Regions from separate parts of the Homo sapiens genome. Here region 2 is linked to region 1. A link is a contact called in ENCODE Hi-C data. All regions are on one chromosome and are shown on one strand. The core of a region is the stretch at or near the end of the contact, and the rest is flanking DNA. Distances in the headings are between cores, read along the strand shown. Region 1 overlaps LINC00974 (long intergenic non-protein coding RNA 974). Region 2 holds the start of KRTAP4-16 (keratin associated protein 4-16).

Region 1 (5,246 bases), core at 846-3,345:
TTTCTGATGACACCTTGATTTTAGCCCATAAGGCCCATTTCAGATTTCTGACTTCCAGGCCTAGAAGATAGTAAGTTTGTGTTGTTTTAAGCCACTGAGTTTGCCACCACTTGTTACAGCAGCAACGTGGAACTCATACATCACCTCTTCCTTCAGGCCTTTGTGATCCCTGGCACTCGCTCTTCCTCCTCTGAGCCCCTCTGGTGCTTTACCTGACCCTCTCCCAGGCACTGTCCTCTTCCTATATGGGTGAGAATTCATTGGCTCTTATCCCCTCTACCAGCCAGTGAGCTCCTTGAGGCTGGGGTCTGGCTCATATTTGTGCCCCCTTGCCCAACCACTGGTTGGGCTGATAATTCTCCCTGGATCCTTAGATCTACTCTCCACCTTCCTCTGTCCTGCTCTGTACCTGGAAGGATGATCCCTGTGTCACTGGCTCCCTTCCCTCCAACTGCCCCATTGGAATCAGCCATCCATCAGTAGGCAGCAGCGGAAGATGGAGAACAGGAAGAAAGGGGCCTGTGTATCTATCCCCCCACCTCTCCTTGCCCAGCCACGGTTCTGGCTGCAGCTGCTCGCTCTAAGGCTCCTGCAGGGCAGCCCTCCCCTGGCCACACCCCCTCAAACTCCCTTTTCCCATCCCTCCGCTTCCCACTGCTCTGCTCTGGGCTGTCTGATCCCTGCTGCTCCTGTCCACACCTCCAGAAATAGTTCCCTTTCTACACTCGGTCAACCCTGAGAGTCCGTCATATTCTGTGGGGCCCCTGGTGGATGCAGATGTGGCTGATCATCTACGTGGACAGCCAGGTGCAACACGCCTGGTAGATGTGTGAACACTGCTTCGGTCTGTCTGTCTTAGATGATGGCTGGCTGGGAGGGGCACTCCCCATCCCCAGCACACAGGCAGGAAGAAGGGCGTTGGCACTGACCAGGAGAGGCTGTGAGCAGGACAAAAAAGCAGCCAGACCCTCACCCCGTCTCTCCCCACACAGACCCACATGCTGACAGGTCCCAGGACACATTTCTCCTGCCCACCCTCACCCCTAGGGAGCTCCGGGCAGCGCAGAGGCTGGGCAAGTGGGACTGGCAGGGTGCCATGCCTTGGTCCCAGAGGGCTGCCTCCCTTCCTGGTAGGTCTGTGCCTGGTGCTGCCAGGCCTGGCCCGGCCTCCACACTCCTTCCCCTTCACACCACAATCTGAGCTGGCGAGTGACTCATCCCACCATCCTCCTACGTGCCCCGTCCCTGACTCCACCAAACTTGGCCTCTCTTGGCTCCATCTCTGCACTGGCTCACAGCAGCAAAAGCATGTCCACCCCCACGCCCTGCACCGCAGACTAAGGCAGCTCACTGCACCTCAACGAGGAAGAGCCAGGCTCTGACATTCCCAGCTTGGATCTCCAAGGAGGTGGCTGTACTGACACGTGGACAGAGCCCCATGGCCCCCACACTGACACACTGGATCAGGCAACTCTGCTGTCTCTTGACATCCATGATGTCCACTCCTTACAACAACCTTCCAAGGGTTACTGCCCATTTTACAGATGAGGAAACTGAGGCTCGGGGAGGTTACATGACATGGCAGGTGGTAGTGGAGCTGACTCCAAAGGCTCCTGCCTTCCTCTATAGCATCTCCCCCTCTACCCTGAGCCAAACTCCGGGAAGCCATGAGTTGTGTAGGAAAGGGCTTGGGCACTGACTTGGCGGTCCAAAGCCCTGAGGCCAGGCTCCGCCTTTCATCAGCTGGCTGACTTCGGGCAAGCCCTCGGCCTCTGTGAAACTGTTTTCCAGTCCATAACAGGAACAGGGATCCTGCCCTGCCCACCTCACCGGGCATTCAGAGGCTCAGAGAGAAGAAGCAGCGTCTGCAAAGTGAAGTCTGGGGAAGGTGGTTGTGGGGTGCCTCAGCAGCCCGCCACCGGAGCCCGGAGAGAGGCGGTGATGTCCGCTTTGGAGCCAACCTCGGCTCTGGACAGGGCAGGCTGCCGGCCACAAGGCCCCGTCTTTGCAAGCTCCCCAGGCGGGGTGCAGCTTCCTTTGTCCCTAGGCGGGGTGCAGCTTCCTTTGTCCTCAGACTGAACATCTCCCTCCGCCACCGGTGCGGGAGGAGCCCAGGACCTCGCCAACTCGGCTTCACAGCGCCTCCTGGGGGCCGCGAGGGGACTCGCCAACCTGCCTGCAGGCGGGCTCCCTCCTACCGCCTCCCTCTGCACCCCTGACCCTGCTCAGTGCTGTGTGAGAGGAACGGTCAGAGGGAGCCTGTCTGGGCAAAGGCAGGCCCCACACTCCAGGCTGCTCCCTGGCCTCCCTACAGCAACAAAGGGACGTTGAGCTGAGAGCAATACAAGAGAAAGAGCCCTAGGAGGGCTGGAAGTCCAAATGCCTGCATTCTACCTTTGTGGCCCTGGGCATGTGTCTTCCCCTCTCTGGGCCACAAAAGAGTGGAGGAGGCCACCTCTCTAAGGAAAGAGAGCTCCCCGCCCAGCGCTAAAACTGTGGTTTCTCTGACGCTCAATTTCCTGGCGTGTAACATGGCCACAAGGGGCCGCTGCAGCCACAGCTGTGAAGGAAACAGTTCACACCGTGCTATATCGTTCATGGATAGTTCATGGGGTTTTATAGGCTCTTGTTCATTTCCATAAAGTCTTCCTTGGACTTGGCAAACTTTTCCTCTGAAAATTCCAAAGTGTAACCAAGAAGGGAAAGGAAGAGAAGAGAACCAAGAGAAGGGAAAAGAGGATTTTATTTGGTTCGTGTTTGGACCTAAGAGAAAACCAGAAAGATTGCCCCTGCGGCTGAGGGGAGCCACAATATTGGCGAGAGATAGGAGAGGCCCCTCAGGGAGAAGAAAGCTTGGGGAATGCAGATCTCTCTTTAAGATTGATGACTTTCAGTATCATAAATCGGTAGAGCCAGAGAGTCCTCAGCCCTCGCCCCATTCCTTTATCAGTCACGCTCGCGCAAGCACTGGCCTCTGCCTCTCCTTGCAGAAGTGACTTGTTTACATGTTAGTACAGCTAGTTCCTGCCTGACTGAACCACTGTCATCTGAGAATTGAGGGTCAAAGTTGGATCTTCCCAGCTCAGAGGAGAAGCCTTCTCTAAACAAAGGAGGGGCTCAGCTGGGTAGGTTGTTGCAAAGAGAACTCACTTCAGAGCCAAGGCAGCCAGGCCCTGTCACTTAAAAGCTATGTGACCTTGTGCAAGTCATTGAACCTGTCTAAGACTCAGGATACTGAGACAGCAAGACCTTCCTCAAATTGCCGAGGTGAGAATTAATGAAATAGTCTGTCTAACGTGCCTGGGACCTACCAGAAGCTCAGCCAGTGGAGTCATTAAATTTTGTCTTTATTATTAGCAATACAGTTCTCGTAGCACACATTGCAAAGGATCGTGTACCCAGCTCAGGGGCACAAGGTGTGTGATTGCGAGGACATCAGAGAAAACAAGGTGCGATGAACTGGCGGTAGGCATTTGTTGGGACAATGACAGGGCCCTGGCCTGATCAAGGGAAGGATCAGGGGGAGAAGGAGATACTGGGGGGCTGGGAGGTGGGGATGAAGGAGGGGCACTGTCCCCACAACTCCTCATGCTCGGCTTCTGCAGTCCCGAGTACAGACCCAAGTCTGTTTCTCCTTGTCCCATTCTGCCTAAGGGCTGGAGCTTCTCAGAAACTCTGACAGGACATGTGTCCATCTTCAGTGGGGACCCTCCCCCTCCTAGAAGTCCCCCGTCCAGCTGGGGAGGACAGGTCAGGGTGAGGGCAGCAGCCACCCAGCAGCCTCCATCAGAGATCATCAGCATTTCCCACCATGAATTCAGCAGCGCATCTCGTGGTCAAATCCATAGGTGATTTCTGGGTTCTGTAGCCTCCTCTTATAAACTTACAAAGCACTTTAAGCAAACAAAAGCTTTGGCCAGGTGCAGTGACCCACGCCTGTAGTCCCAGCACCTTGGGAGGCCAAGGCCAAAAGCTTTGAGAAGTCCTGCAAAAAAAAAAAAAAGGTTTGGTTTGTTTATCTCCATGTTTTCCACTGGATTTGATCACAAGAGTTTTGTTTGGGGTTATTTTATATTAATTAACACCCCTGGGAACATACACTGGAAAATCCAGGGGCCCAAAGAACTCAAGATAGGGTTCCAGTTAAGAACTATTATGTTCCAGACCAGCCTGGCCAACATGGTGAAACCCCATATCTACTAAAAATACAAAAAATTAGCCGTGTGTGGTGGCATGTGCCTGTAATCCCAGCTACTTAGGAGACTGAGGTGGGTGGATCACCTGAGGTCAGGAGTTCGAGATCAGCCTGGCCAACATAGTGAAACCTCGTCTCTACTAAAAATACAAAAAATTAGCCAGGTGTGGTGGCGGGTGCCTATAATCCCAGCTACTCAGGAGGCTGAGACGGGAGGATCACTTGAACCAGGAGGTCAAGGCTGCAGTGAGCTGAGATCGCACCACTGCACTCTAGCCTGGGTGACAAAGCGAGACTCCACCTAAAATTTAAAAAAAAAAAAAAAAACTAGTATGAAGGGAATGCTCTCAACGAGCATCCCCTGCCCCAACTTTTTGTACCTCAAACATGACTATTTGCTGTGGATTCTGAATTTGCTTTGTTTCCTTTGTATTTTGCAGTTTTCCATTAGGGCTGACAGAAGTTCCTTTGGGAAAACCCCAGCATGTGTTAGTCATGCCGAGGGGAATGGAGGGAAGGAACTCGCTTTGTTCTCATTTTGGCCTGAGAGGAGGGAGAACAGTAGGACCCCTGGGGCTTGGGGGCTGGCATGGCCTGAGATGGATGTGAGACCCAGGGGCAGAGAAAATGCTAAGAGCTTTTTGGACCATGGATTTTCCATGACTCAGAAAGTCAGTGGAGCCCGCCCTCCCTGGTGCCCTCGTTCCTTCATTGCCACTGCATTTGTTCCACACACTGAGGAGTCTGGTGAGGAAACTGAGGCCCAGAGACAAGAAATACCTGGGACAGAGACTCACTGTTCATGGGTAGCTGCTTGCTTTCCAAGAAGACATTTCCAGAGCTTTCCTGCTCGTGGGAGGTGTCTGTAATTGTTTTAGACAGCATGAGGTGAAGAGGGTGGGCTTGCGGGTCAGACCCACTCAGATCCTTTGTCAGCTGAGTTATGTCATTTCTCTGAGCCTCAGTTTCCCATCTGGGAAGCTGGGGGTAGTGAGAAATAAGGAAGATGACTTCTGTACATGCTTGCCACCGTCCCAGGACAGACGAGGCC
Region 2 (5,246 bases), core at 1,728-4,227, 450 kb before region 1:
TTGGGTACTCTGGGTGTAGAACAGATAAACCCTCATCTTTTTCTTGCAGGTACTTGCATAAGACACATGGATAGGAAACAGTTTGGCAGAAATGAAAAGAATTACAATTATTTTCATTAAACAACTAAAATAAAAAATGTATAATATGTGGATAAGTTCCATACACCCTCATGGTATGTATATTACTTGTGAAGTATTGACTATGTAGCAGGCATTGTACCAAATATCTTACATTTGTTTCATTTTCACACTTTAATACAACCTTATGAACTAGTTTATATTCTTATTAGTCTTTTAGGGGAATACTCAAAAGAAGCATTAAAAACTTAAAACAAACAAACAACTTGTCCAAGGTTAAAGAGAAAGTAAGCCTAATATGTCTTAGTGTAGCCAAGAAAGCCCTAAAGAATACAATTTGCTAAGCTTGCTGAAACTGCTTCATCTTCTTGGAATGTTTCATCTTTTTTTGTCCACTCTGCAAACTCCTACTCATGTGTCAAGACCCAGTTAAAATATTTCCTCCTCAATAATATCTTTCCTGCTAAGCTACCCCATTCATGTATCATGATTTCCTGCCTTGTGCTCATAATTTGTTACATTCTCCTGTATCATAGTCATTTACTTCTGTCATTCCACCACGTGCAATGCAAATACCCTGAAGGCATGGGCTATGGCATTTATTCTTGTTACCATGATACTCAGCACAGAGAACACTGGTGGTAAATGTTTGTTGAGTGAAGGAAGGCTTTTGATGACATAGAGGCATGTAAGGTCCTTTAAAAATGTATATATCTTTTGACTTCTGGATAAAAGAGAGGAAAACATTCCAAACAAAGAGATCATAATTTCATTTCAGGAAGACTAAACTAATTTACGTGGTAGGTAACATGTCATCTGATAAATAACATATGTGGAAAGTTGTGGAAGTTAAGATTCAATTTATAGAATGAGACTTGTTTATAGATAACCAGGAATACAGTGTTGAACGTGCATGCCTATATTCACACAGTAAAAAGACAGGAAGGAAGTAAACGCCAGATGGTAGCACTGGTTCTCCTTCACCTCCTGACTCCCTCGTTTTACTCTTGTCGATTGAAATAACTATTATTTCCAGTTTCGTATCAGTCAGCCAAAAATGTTTGTTGATCATCTGTTGTCTTAACTTAAATTCTACCCAATGCAAACCTTGAGAAAAATACCTGGGTGCACATAATTTATTTGGGGGATGATCCCAGGAAGCACAAGTGAGGAAATGGCGAAAGTAAGACAGAAAAGGTAGAAAATCCCAACAGTGTTTGTGTTAATGGTAGGACCCCCACTGTGGGCATCTGGGGATGAACCCCGGGGACAGGCCTGAGGCTGGAGGCACTTGGCCACCATGATTGCACACCTACAAAATCCTGGAGAGTCAGCTGGGTATTAGTATGAATCATGAGATCAGATAAAATATGAACTTATACTAATCTATAGACTTTTTATACACTAGCAATAATTGTCTCTAAAATTTAATGGAGAAAAATCACACTGGGGCCTGTCGTGGGGTGGGGGGAGGAGGGAGGGATAGCATTAGGAGAAACACCTAATGTAAATGACGAGTTAATGGGTGCAGCACACCAACATGGCACATGTATACATATGTAACAAACCTGCACATTGTGCACATGTACCCTAGGACTTTAAGAATAATTTTAAAAAAGAACAATGTGCTCACAATTCTCAAGAGTAAATAGAAAAATATGTAAATAAATCTGCCAAGCCTATGTGAAGGAAAGTGTTAATATTTCCTGAAGGACATAAAATAACGTTTGAATAAATGTCAGAACAAGAGATGTGCAACGAAAGCCAAGTTTTCAAATAAATACATACATGTGTTATGCATGCATTTAATGAGGATGTATCTCAATTTGTAACATTAGGTATTGAATGGGATTGGCAAAGACCGTGATGGGAAACTTACCTTTGGTTGCATTCTTTTGTATTGTCTAAATGTTTAAAGAGCATATATTTGTGTATAAATGATATAAAAATCCTTAGAAAATAATAAATTTGATTTATATAAAATTCATAATTTTTTCTACAGATTCTGTTAAGTATGTTTTCTGCTATTATGTTTACATTCTTATTTCTTTCAGGAACTAAAATATTAAAAGTACATTTCAGTCAGTCATTTGAGCTCTCAAATTAGCTATCATGAATTTCAAATTGTTTTGGGGGACAGGCTGGGTTCCCCAGGAAGCAGACACTGAGATGGAGAGCAATATGCAGGAGGTTTATTGAAGCATGCTCTTGGGATTAACACTGGGGAAATGAGGGGAGGGGAGGGGAGGGGAGGGGAGGGGAGGGGAAAGTGAAGGGAGAGAAGGGGAAGGGGAAGGGGAGGGGATTAACACTGGGGAGAGGAGGGGAGGGGAAGGGCGGGGAGGGGAGGGGAGGGCAAGGGAAAGGAAGAAAGGGAGGGGAACGGGTGGGGAAGGGAAGGGGAGGGGAAGGGGAGGGGAGGCACAGCACAAGGGGTGGGGGCAGGTGGAGATGACACAGGTTGGGTGATAGCAAGTGACGTGGCAGGAGACTCGACCACAGACTGGACGCAGGCAGCAGCAGGGGCAGCAGCAGCTCGATTCACAGCAAGAGGGGCAGCAGCTGCTGGAGATGCAGCAGCTGGGGTGGCAGCAGGTGGGCTGGAAGCACACGGAATGGCAGCACTGGGGTCTGCAGCAGCTGGACACACAGCAGCTGGGGTGGCAGCAGGTCGTCCTGCAGCAGGTGGTCTGACAGCAGCTGGGGCGGCAGCAGGTGGGCTGGCAGCACACGGAATGGCAGCACTGGGGTCTGCAGCAGCTGGACACAGAGCAGCTGTGGGAGCAGGAGGTGGTTCTGCAGCAGGTGGTCTGACAACAGCTGGGGTGACAGCAGTTGGGTGGGCTGGCAGCACACAGACTGGAAGCACTGGGGCTGCATGGCATCTTTGAACTGCACATAGTAAAATGCAAGAGGAAAGAAATGATTTAAAGGTGGAATTCATAATTAAAAGGGAAACAGAACATAAAGATGTGGAAAATGTGGAGACTGACCATATAAAGAATGAAAAAGCATGCAAGATTGTGGCCAAGTAATGCTTTGTTACAAGGATTGATATGAATAGAAGGAAGCTAGGTGCTGTTCATCAAATCAGTGGGAGAATGGCTCTGAAGGCATTTCAAAGATCTTTGAAGCTGTCCCTCCCATCACAGGCTCCAAATGAGAGAATCTTAAGGTCAGAAAGGGTTTGGTACTCTCCACATTCTAGCACAGTGCCCCTTTGCTGCTCCAGTTGTGGCTCAAGTGGGTTTAGATGAGACTTGCGCTGCTGCTGCAGAGGCCACAAACTGTGAGCCTTGGTGGTGTTCATGTAGTACTGACTGTAGATACACAGACTGCAGGAGTTGTGGGGCAATGGTGGTCCACCTAGGTTTGAAAGGATGTTTCTGACAGCCTGCCTTAGGGGTGTAGCCACAGCAGAGAGGTCCTCCTAGGGCCATGCTCAGGAAAACGGGGGGTCAGAGCAGCCACTGAGACCCTAGAACTGTAGAACTATCAGCCTGCAATACTAGCCTGAGAGAGCTGCAGCAGAGACTCCAATCAGATAGCTGCTGTATGGGCTGAGCCCAGCAAAGCCATGGGGCAGGGCTATCTGAGGGCATTTGGGGCCTAACACCAAGGCCCCAGGCAGCCCTTCCCCATGTCGGGCACATCCAGGAGACAGCACATGGAGTCGAAGTTTATTCTCCAGTCTTAAGATTTAATGCTGTCTTCCCTGTTGGACTCACCTGGGGCCAGTTACCCTTTTTTCTTTCCTGTTGCTGCCTTTTGGAATGGGCCTGTCTATCCTATGCCTCTCCCACCATTGGATTTTGGAACTAGATAACTTCTTTAATAGGTTCACATATGGAGGAGAATTTGCCTCAGGATAAGTCCTGTGTTGAGTCTTATTCATATCAGAGTCACATGAGACTCTTAGATTTACATTTTGACTTTTAAGTTGGTGCTGGAACAAGTTAATACTTTGGGACTATTGGAATAAAATGAATATATTTTGTGTACGAGAAGGACATGGATTTGGGGGACCAAGGGTGGAATGCAATGGTTTGAATGTGTCCCTCAAAGTTCATGTGTTGGAAACTTGATCCTCAATGCCGCAGTGTTGGGAGGTTGGGCCTAACAGGAGATGTTTGGGTCATGGTGACACCACCCTCATGAGTGGATTAATGCTGTTATCACAAAAGAGGGTTCCTTATAAAAGGATGAGTTTGACTCCCTCTTTCTCTGTCTCACCCTCTCTTTTTCCTTCCACAGTGGGAAGACACGGTATTCCTGGTTATCTATAACCAAGTCTCATTCTATAAACAGAATCCTAACTTCCACAACTTTCCACATATGTTATTTATCAGGGGACATGTTACTTACCATAGAAATAAGTGTAGTTTTCCTGAAATGAAACTCTGATCCCCTTGTTTGGAATGTTTTCCTCTCTTTTATCCAGAAGTCAAAAGATATATACACTTTTAAAGGACCTTACATGCTTCTATGTCATCAAAAAGCCTTCATTCACTCAAGAAACATTTATCACCAGTGTTCTCTGTCCTGAGTATCATGGTAACAAAAAGAAACATCATAGCCCATGCATTCAGGGTATTTGCACTGTATATGGGGGAATGAAAGAAGTAAATGTCTATGATACAGTAGAATGTATCAAATTATGAGCACAAGACAGGAAATAATAATAGATGAATGGGGTAGCTTATTAGGAAATATATTATTGAGAAGGAAATATTTTAACTGGGTTTTGACACATGAGTAGGAGTTTGCAGAGTGGACAAAAAAAGATGAAACATTCCAAGAAGATGAAGCAGTCTCAGCAAGCTTAGCAAATTGTATTCTTTATCGCTTTCTTGGCTACACTAAGACATATTAGGCTTACTTTCTCTTTAATCTTGGACAAGTATTTTGTTTGTTTGTTTTAGCTTTTTAATGCTTCTTTTGAGTATTCTGCTAAAAGAGTAATAAGAATGTACCTACTTTTTAAGGTTGTATTAAAGAGTGAAAATGAAAAAGATATTTAGCACAATGTCTGGTACATAGTCAATACTTCACAAGTAATATATATATACACTGAGGGTGTGTGGAAATTATCCACATACTATACATTTTTATTTTAGTTGTTTAATGAACATAATTGTAATTCTTTTCATTTTTGCCAAATTCTGTTT

What was found. Hi-C counts contacts between places; a loop is a spot of excess contacts on that map. Pooled maps may share reads with other maps.
Region 2: a loop to region 1 is called in a map of naive thymus-derived CD4-positive, alpha-beta T cell, with 15 times the contacts of the local background. The contact joins the promoter of KRTAP4-16 here to the enhancer-like site in region 1. A Hi-C loop is called at or near these places in 1 of 168 maps with a recorded cell type or tissue (naive thymus-derived CD4-positive, alpha-beta T cell) and 5 of 50 pooled maps.

Annotation. Positions count from the first base shown.
Region 1 is chr17:41,546,881-41,552,126 of GRCh38, forward strand. LINC00974 (long intergenic non-protein coding RNA 974) reads right to left here. Exons shown (of 3, transcript NR_038442.1): 2 at 4,993-5,246; 3 at 2,726-3,985. Among named protein-coding and RNA genes, the nearest start is that of LINC00974, 5.0 kb to the right of the region's middle. RefSeq lists a cis regulatory region at 1,042-1,402 and enhancers at 2,280-2,893, 2,433-2,482. Within about 2 kb of position 2,096, at least 29 of the 41 ENCODE cell types and tissues checked have a DNase peak (open chromatin) inside an H3K27ac peak, as active enhancers do.
Region 2 is chr17:41,099,232-41,104,477 of GRCh38, forward strand. It overlaps KRTAP4-16 (keratin associated protein 4-16), which reads right to left and starts at 2,978. Exons shown (of 1, transcript NM_001396067.1): 1 at 2,271-2,978. The coding sequence starts at 2,978. The coding sequence ends at 2,271.